Regions from separate parts of the Mus musculus genome. Here all the other regions are linked to region 1. The links are chromatin loops, found by intact Hi-C in ENCODE. Cell type or tissue: left cerebral cortex. All regions are shown on one strand.

The links. A loop is a pair of places that touch in the nucleus more often than their neighbours do. Peaks named below come from ENCODE experiments on the same cell type or tissue, not always from the same donor. Only the 100,000 strongest peaks of a DNase experiment are listed, where the experiment ranks them.
Region 2: it touches region 1 in a loop (4-fold over the local background); 9 of 42 quality-filtered maps call a loop at or near these places.
Region 3: a loop joins it to region 1, with 6 times the contacts of the local background. A loop is called at or near these places in 7 of 42 quality-filtered maps.

Annotation. Positions count from the first base shown.
Region 1 is chr11:80,905,338-80,907,837 of GRCm38, forward strand. The region is part of intron 3 of Asic2 (acid-sensing (proton-gated) ion channel 2); the gene reads right to left. It overlaps Gm51909 (a long non-coding RNA gene), which reads left to right. Exons shown (of 3, transcript XR_003949743.1): 1 at 1-2,500. Among named protein-coding and RNA genes, the nearest start is that of Gm51909, 8.7 kb to the left of the region's middle. In left cerebral cortex, a CTCF peak has its summit at 1,296 (motif pointing right); a DNase peak (open chromatin) is centred at 1,318; H3K27ac peaks cover 272 bases.
Region 2 is chr11:81,612,428-81,614,927 of GRCm38, forward strand. It overlaps a transcript of Asic2 not described here. Among named protein-coding and RNA genes, the nearest start is that of Gm11418, 26 kb to the left of the region's middle. In left cerebral cortex, a CTCF peak has its summit at 1,041 (motif pointing left); DNase peaks (open chromatin) are centred at 207 and 1,018; H3K4me3 peaks cover 1,077 bases; H3K27ac peaks cover 400 bases.
Region 3 is chr11:81,151,614-81,154,113 of GRCm38, forward strand. It overlaps Asic2 (acid-sensing (proton-gated) ion channel 2), which reads right to left and starts at 1,290. Exons shown (of 10, transcript NM_007384.3): 1 at 145-1,290. The coding sequence starts at 852. Gm51910 (a long non-coding RNA gene) reads left to right here. Exons shown (of 3, transcript XR_003949744.1): 3 at 1-120. In left cerebral cortex, CTCF peaks have their summits at 681 (motif pointing left), 1,427 and 2,139; DNase peaks (open chromatin) are centred at 618, 1,388, 2,139 and 2,412; H3K4me3 peaks cover 2,408 bases; H3K27ac peaks cover 2,172 bases.

The sequences.
Region 1 (2,500 bases):
AGGAGAGAGATTCAGGTATTGGCTGTGCCTTCGGACGAGATAACCTCTAAAGTCTTTTCAGACCATCAGTTGGAACTCTAGAATGACACAGCAGAATGACCTAAACCCTGCTCTCAACTCCACTGTGTCATGGGCTGCGGTGGCCTCGGGTGTTCTATGGTGTCTTCACTCCCACCCCTCAAGCCCAGATATAAGTCTTCTCATCTGACTTGATAGATTCGGTGCTTCCTGGTCACGGCTATGCTCATTCACATCACATACAGTCCCCCATCCGTTCCTCCGTCCTTACTCTCCACCCACGTCCCTTTCTTTCAGCAAGGTCTCAGGCATCCCAGGCTGGCCTCAGGCTCACGGAGGCTAAGGAGGATGTTGAGGATCGGATCCTTCTGCCTCCACTTGCCAAGTGCTAGGATTTGTACCACCACACACCGTTTTAGGTGGTGCTGGGGATCGAACCCTGGACTTCATAATGCAGGGCAAGCACTTTACCAATCGTGCCATATCTCCAGCTTTAACTCTGTTTTCTTTTCTTTTCTTTTCTTTTCTTTTCTTTTCTTTTCTTTTCTTTTCTTTTCTTTTCTTTTCTTTTTTTTTCTGGTTCTCTTTACCATTTGAGTTTATGGGCCAGAGAAGCTCTGCCTTTCTGGCTAGGAGTTAGGGAGATCGCTTAGTGCTTGCTTTGCAAACATAAGGACTTGAGTGCAAAGCTCACATAGGAAGCTGAGTGTGGCTGTGTGTACCTGTAACTCCAGCACCAGGGGAGTGTGACAAGTAGATCCTGGGAGCTCTCTCTCTCTCTCCCTCCCTCCCTCCCTCCCTCCCTCCCTCCCTCCCTCCCTCCCTCCCTCTCTCTCTCTCTCTCTCTCTCTCTCTCTCTCTCTCTCGTCTATTCACACATGTGAGTTAGAAGGTCACTCGCTCGATCCTGAGGTCAGGTTCTAGGAGAGAGAGCTAGAGAGCTAGGATCACGAATGGTAGAGTTCATGATTATAACAGACGGTGGATGAGCCAGTCAGGAAGAGAGGAGAAACACCAGGATTGAGCCTTGAACCTTGCATTTCCTGACAACCCTGTATCACAGAGCTGGTGATAACTGGCTTAAATTTGTGAGCAAATCAAAGGAAGGTCTGTATTCTCTTTCCCTCGCCCTACACTGCTTGAGGGTCTTTCCACAGGCTTTTCATTTTATATAACGAAGTTTATATAAAGGAAATGACTGCCCCCTCCTCTGTCTGGTGTCATCCCTGTGTACTTCAACCTCTAAAGGGTTCAGACAGTCCCAGACCTAAGGTCTGAGACTTACCAGCAGGTGGCACTACAGCCCGATGTGCTCTTTTGGAGTTCCAGCTGTCCTTAGTGGCTCAAGCTTGTATCTTAGGCCCTGGTCCATCTTTCGGGACCTATCCCTGTTGTATCTGCAGCCCACTGTCTGAGGCTCCAAGTTAGAAGGAGATATTGAGAGGATGCTGGAAGAACTTTGGGCTTGGGAGGAGAGGAAAGGAGAGTGAGACAGGGAGGCCTACCTGGCATACCTGATGGCTACCCAACACCTACCCAACCCTTCTATCAACTTTTTAACTTTCTGCTTCAGGGAGTGGACATGTTGCTCTCTTGAATGGTATCCCTCTAGGTCCTGGAAAACACATCCAGAGTCCATGGCAAGGCTAAGCCCTTAGTCTTGTTCTAGCCTGGCTTCTGATCTCTTCCCCTCATGTTGTGGAGTCCTGGCCTTGTTACGAGGTATACTCTGTGGTTCAGACTAAGCAGGAGTTGACTCAGGCACTGTTGAACTACTGAGTTGGGGGAACTTGAACATGCGACTTGGCCTTTCTGATGTGTCATGCAAGCATGAGCTCCGATCTTGAACCCCTCAGAGTAATGCCGAAAGATTAACCTTGATAAGGGCATATCTGTGTAACCCAGTTGTGACCCTCAGATGATATCTCTCCAGTCCGCTTGACATCACAACGGTATTCTTTGCTGTGAGCAAAGAATTGGGTAGAAAGAATACAAGGGAGGAAGGGTTATGTTAGCTCACACTTTCAGAGGCTGACAGCCTATGACGACAGGGAAGACCTGGTAGAGTGGCTTGGTTCATAGAGGCAGGAGCTAGAGGAAGCTGCTTATTATTGCACGATGCTAAGCAGGAGGCAGGAATCAAGCCAGAAGAAGGGCCAAGCTATACCTCAAGCTACACTCCCCAGTGGCCTCTGTCCAGCAGCAAGGTCTCAGAGGGTCCATAATTTCCCTAAACAGCACCGCCATTTGGAGACCAAGCTTTAACACACATGAGCCTATGGGGACAGTTCCCACTCAAACCATAATAAAGAACTTGTATAAAATGCAGCTGGTGGTTAAATTCTGCAGAAAGCCCACTGGCACAAGATCATGGGACCCAGGGAAGATGTGCGGGTGAGCTGGGACAGGCTCTCTTGTCTCTTCACCTCACCTCATCTTGTCCCGTCTCCTCTCCTTTTCTGCTGCCTCCTTGATCGCAGCT
Region 2 (2,500 bases), 710 kb after region 1:
TGTGTAGTCGGGAGCAGAGGAGGAGCTCCTAGGATGATGGAAGGGAGTCTCTTCGGGAGTAAAGCCTCCCTTCTCCTCTACCTACTGGGGGCCTAACAGGAGTGCCTGCTGCAGGAGTTAACCTCAGGACTTAGCTTCCGCCGCCCCAAACAGGCCTTTGTACTGCCAAGTCCTTGGATTGTACAAGCTTCTCTAACACTGGGAGTCAAATCAGGATCTGCATCATCTGTGTAGCTCCCTCCCACGCCTGAGTTGTCCCTGGCTGGAGGCAGGATCTCTAGACATCTCCCGTTACTTGGGGGGAAGTCAGCAGCCCTGCAGCTGGGGTGAAGTGCTTTCTAGGAAGTTCTAACCCCTATGTGTCTTCATGCCCAGGGCTCTACAGTTTATAATGCCACCATCCGGAACCTATGGCCCTAACCCAATTTCGTTTGCATTTTCATTCCTTTGACCCTAGACCACTAAGCCGGAAAGCGCTGCCTCAGACCAATTAGGATCCCTAGTTATTTCTGAGTATTCCTTTAGGTGAGGCTTTTACAGGCTCTCTTCTGCACCAAGCTTCAGGCCGCTTGGGTCCGTGGGTGTTTCATCTTCCTAATAAAATCCATCCATCCATCTTCCCGAAGAAGCAGATATCCCAGGGCTAGACTAGGGAAATAAAGTAATAACGTTATCGGCCTTCACAGAGCTATTTAAATACAGACCCGGTTGCTGGGGAGATGAAAGGGGGCCCCTTTTGTTATGAAAATGAAGGGAGTGGGGAGGGGTTCTGTTTGTGTTTTGATATGTTAATATGCCTGGAAGCCACCCAGGGTGGGCAGTGCTGGGGAGGCTGAGTCGCAAGGCATATTTATTTGTGCAGTTTAATTTAACAGCTAGGCTACAACGGGAGCTGCAATCGGGATTGTGTAAAGATAATTACAGCCCCATTATTAATCAGATGCCTGCAGGAGATGGCTTGCTAGCTCGCGGCTCCCCGGGCTGCATGCAGATCAGCAGCCAATCTGACACAGCATCTTTGTGGTCTCATTCTGCCATCTAGTGGCTGTTTCAGGAATTGCCCAGGGAAGATCATTCTAATTTGAAGTTCCTTTTTAAACAATGGGACGACATTCTAGAAGAAAAGGCAATTGCTGCAGCTTCTGAAAAGATAAGATAGGGAAAGGTTTGGAATCACATCACCAGTTTGCCACTTTTTAGTGATTCTGAGCTTGAAGTCGGAGAAAGTAACATATTTTTGATTGGATTCTGCCCCCCCCCCTCCGTCCCCCGCCCCGACCCCGGGGAACCTGAGTCTTCTAAAGAGTTCATGAACTATATACATAAACACACTGTGCTTTTCCATTCTTTTCTCTTCCATCTTTCCCGTTCTTCAGCTTTGTATCATGTTTTAGTTTCATTTTTCTCTTGTCTCTTGGATTAAAATCTTGCTTTTGTTTTGCGTTTTTCCCTGAGTCGAATGACTTGGGGCAGGGGGTATAAATCAGAAACAACCACACTCAGTCGAGCAAGGTTGGCATGTCCCTGCATTCCCAGCACTTAGGAAGTTCATGCAGGAAGAGCTGGGGTTCAAGGCTGGCTTGATCTACCCAGTAGAAACCTTACACCTGCCGAGGGTGGGGCACGCCCAGCATGAACTGACTGCAGCGAGGAAAAGGACACCCTGAGCCTCCTGAGGGGGAGGCCAGATGTTCAGCGAATGCTGGGCCCCCACACAGCATGGGAATAATAGAATGGGGAACCAGGAAGAGAGGCAGACACACAGTTAGGTGAATATCCTTTTGATTTGACTCTTGTTAACACTGTCCTTTCAACCCTCCACACCGGCCCATTAAACCCCAAGACAGCAGAGTGGATGGAGGTAGGAGGAGGGGAGAGAGGAACAACCTCCATCTGGGAGGTCACCATGAGGATCAAGGTAGATGTGCAGTCCCATAGAGGCTGCAGACCCAGTTGGAGCCTCCCTGAGAGGTGGCCCTTTTAATAGAACCTTGATTAAGATTGTCTGACAGTTTCATTTCCCTCACATTCCGATCTTTCAGGAATTGAAAGTGAATCCAGTTTATAAGCTGCCCTGGTTCTTAGGACTTTTACTCCTCCTCCTCTCCCTCCTCCTTTTAGATTTATTTATTTTATGTATAGACGTACACTATAGCTGTCTTCAGACACACACCAGAAGAGGGCACTGGATCCTATTACAGATGGTTGTGAGCCACCATGTGGTTGCCGGGAATTGAACTCAAGACCTCTGGAAGAGCAGTGCTCTTAACTGCTGAGGCATCTCTCCAGCCCCCTTCTTTATCTTCCTCCTCCTCCCCCTCCTCCCCCTCCCCTTCCCCCTCCTCCTCCTCCTCTTTTACTTTGCACTCTCCAAACTTATCTTAACTAACAAAATAAGAAGTGGGGGTGGTGGCATGGGGGCAGTTAAAAGAATGAAAACCCAAGCCACACACCAGAGGGACATCTTTTTATAACAGGTCCTGAACCCAGCAATTTACAA
Region 3 (2,500 bases), 250 kb after region 1:
GCACTGAGGAGAGGTGACACCCAGTCAGGAAGTAGTGACACTCACAGGGGCCTGGTGTCCAGTCCCTGGGGCCCACCTAAGAGCCTCAGGACTCCTGGGAAGCGCGGGGTCAGAAAGGGCGGGTTCGCGCGGAGGGCAACTCACTGAGGAGAAGTTGTGCGGGCCACAGAGCTCGCCCCGGTACTTGCAGGAGAGCAGCATGTCCTCCAGCTGGTGGCCCAGACGGTCCATGAAGGCAGCGCTGATGCCCTCGAAGTGGCGCGGCGGCAGGAAGAGGCGGAAGTCGGCCAGCTTGCGGAACCACTGTCTGCGCGGCTCGTCGCCCCGCAGCAGCTCGCTGACCAGCGGGCGCGCGGTGCGGTTGGGCAGCAGCAGTCCTAGCCAGTGGCCCGCGTAGTAGAGGTCCCCCTTGGAGAGGCGCGGGAAGCGCAGGGGGTTGTTGTTGCACACGGTGACAGCGGGGAACGGCAGCTGGCGGCTCCACTCGCGGTGCACTCGCGTGTGTGACGGGAAACTGAGCCAGTAGAGCAGGCGGTTCGAGGACCAGGACAACAGCAAGCCAAGGGACGTGCAGAAGGCCAGCACCCACAGCGCCCGCCGCTGGAAAGAGCCTCCCGCCGCCGTGCGCCCCGCGCACATGTGCCGCAGCCCGTGCAATTTAGTGCGACTCAGGGACGGCCGCCCCCTGCGGGCGACCCCTGGCCCCTGCAGCTCCCGATCGCCGCTCCGGTCGCCCCCGGGCTGCCTAGCTGCCGCCACCGCCGCGGGCGCCGGCTGCTCGCGGGCCATACGGAAGCGTCCCGGGCCGCTGAGCGCGGTCGCCGGCAGCCGGGCTCCGCCGCTCCGGCTCATTCATTCAGCCCGAGGCTGGCGACAGCGGCGGCGGCCCCGGCCGGGCGGAGCCGCCATGGGAGTCCGCAGCAGCAGTGGGAGCAGCAGCAGCCGCGCGCAGCTTGTGCCAGGGAAGCCTGCTCCCGACAGGAGCTCCGGTGGCGCGGCATGCCCTCCCGGCGTCGCCGCCGCCGCCTCCGCGGGCGCTCGCCCGGGACTGAGTGCCGCCTCGGCCCGCCGCCCCTAGCTCTGGCCTCTCCTAACTACCCCCCACCCCCAGGCTCTGCTGGCCCCGAGTCTTCCAGAAGGACGAGAGTCACTGGGCACTACCTCCGGAGGGGCCCCATTGGGAGCCGCCTCTCCAATCCCTGGGCTCTGTGCCCGCCGACCTATCCTGGTCCTGGACCTCGGGGGACCCTGAGATGAGTCCCCCCTGCACGGACTAACCCCAGTTTTTACGCTGATCCTGAGAGAGAGACCACTGGGCCACCATGCCTGGTTTGGCCAGTCCCGGGGACCCCACTAGTCTGGCCCTTAGCCCAGTGGTGCTGGGACATGCGAGGGAAGGCGCCAAGGAACGAGCGCCCCCAGAGGCACTCCGCGGCTCCAGGCTCGGCGGGTGGGGTGGGTGTGTACTGGGGTGAGTGGTCGCCGAGTGGCGACTTGCACCTTCCCTTTCCTCCAGGACCCTTCTTTCTCACGGCTGCCGGAGCTGCTTTCTGCTGAGACGCTCCCAGGCTTCCCCAAGTCCTGAGTCCCGCGGGGTGTCTACTGTCGTCTGGGGCGGGGGCTTCTCAAGGCGTCCTGCGGAAAGCTGCTCGCTGCTGGGCCCCTCCAAGGTTGCTGGTGCTGGGAAACTATCGCTTTTCCTCTCGGCACGGATCGTCTTTAGAAAAACCCGGCTATGCTGTTCCTTGCCTCTTATTCTCTCTGGGAGACGGGAGCTGGGAACTGCGGAGCCCAAGCAACACCTCCTGAGGCTGATCCGGACTCGCTGCTCATCGAAGCTCGCAGCTCCGGTGGGCCCGTCTCCTCTCAAGACTCCAAGTCCACGATGGCGGTGACAGTGGCGGCGGCTGCTCTCCTCTCTCGGTAGCCCGGCCCTCCTCGGGCCCCGGGCGAACTTGGGCAGCAGCCGCGCGAGGCTGGCGCGGCTGGCGCTGCTGGGCTCTGAGCACCTGCTACTGCGCTCGCTGGCCCCGCGGCTCCGGGCGGGCGGGGCGGCGGCGGCCGAGGCGAGCGCTGTGCGCTCCTGGAGACGCGGTTCTGACGCTCCCGGCTCCTCCTTGCTGCATTTTAATTCCTGGCCACTGTGGCCGCTGCACACCAAGCGGGAAGCCTCTTGTTGAAGTTGCAGGGGATGTTGGGGCGGGGGGGGGGGGTTGGGGGCAGCACAGATGTGGTCGGTTGTACCGGCTTGTGGAAGAGATGGAGAGTAGTAAGAATGCTGTGTTTATGTGCAAGCCGTGTGCAAAGAAATGTGAAGGGATGCCTGGGCGTGTGAAATGGGCTGGAGAGAGATGGGACTGTGCAGCGTGGGCACTTGAGCAAGTGTGAGTGCGGTGTCGTGCAGGGGTGTGTGTAGGATGTGAACTGTTTATATGTGAACCGGCGTTTGTGCCAAGTCTTCAATTCGTGAAGCTGCCTGTGGGTTGATGTGCTGCGGCTG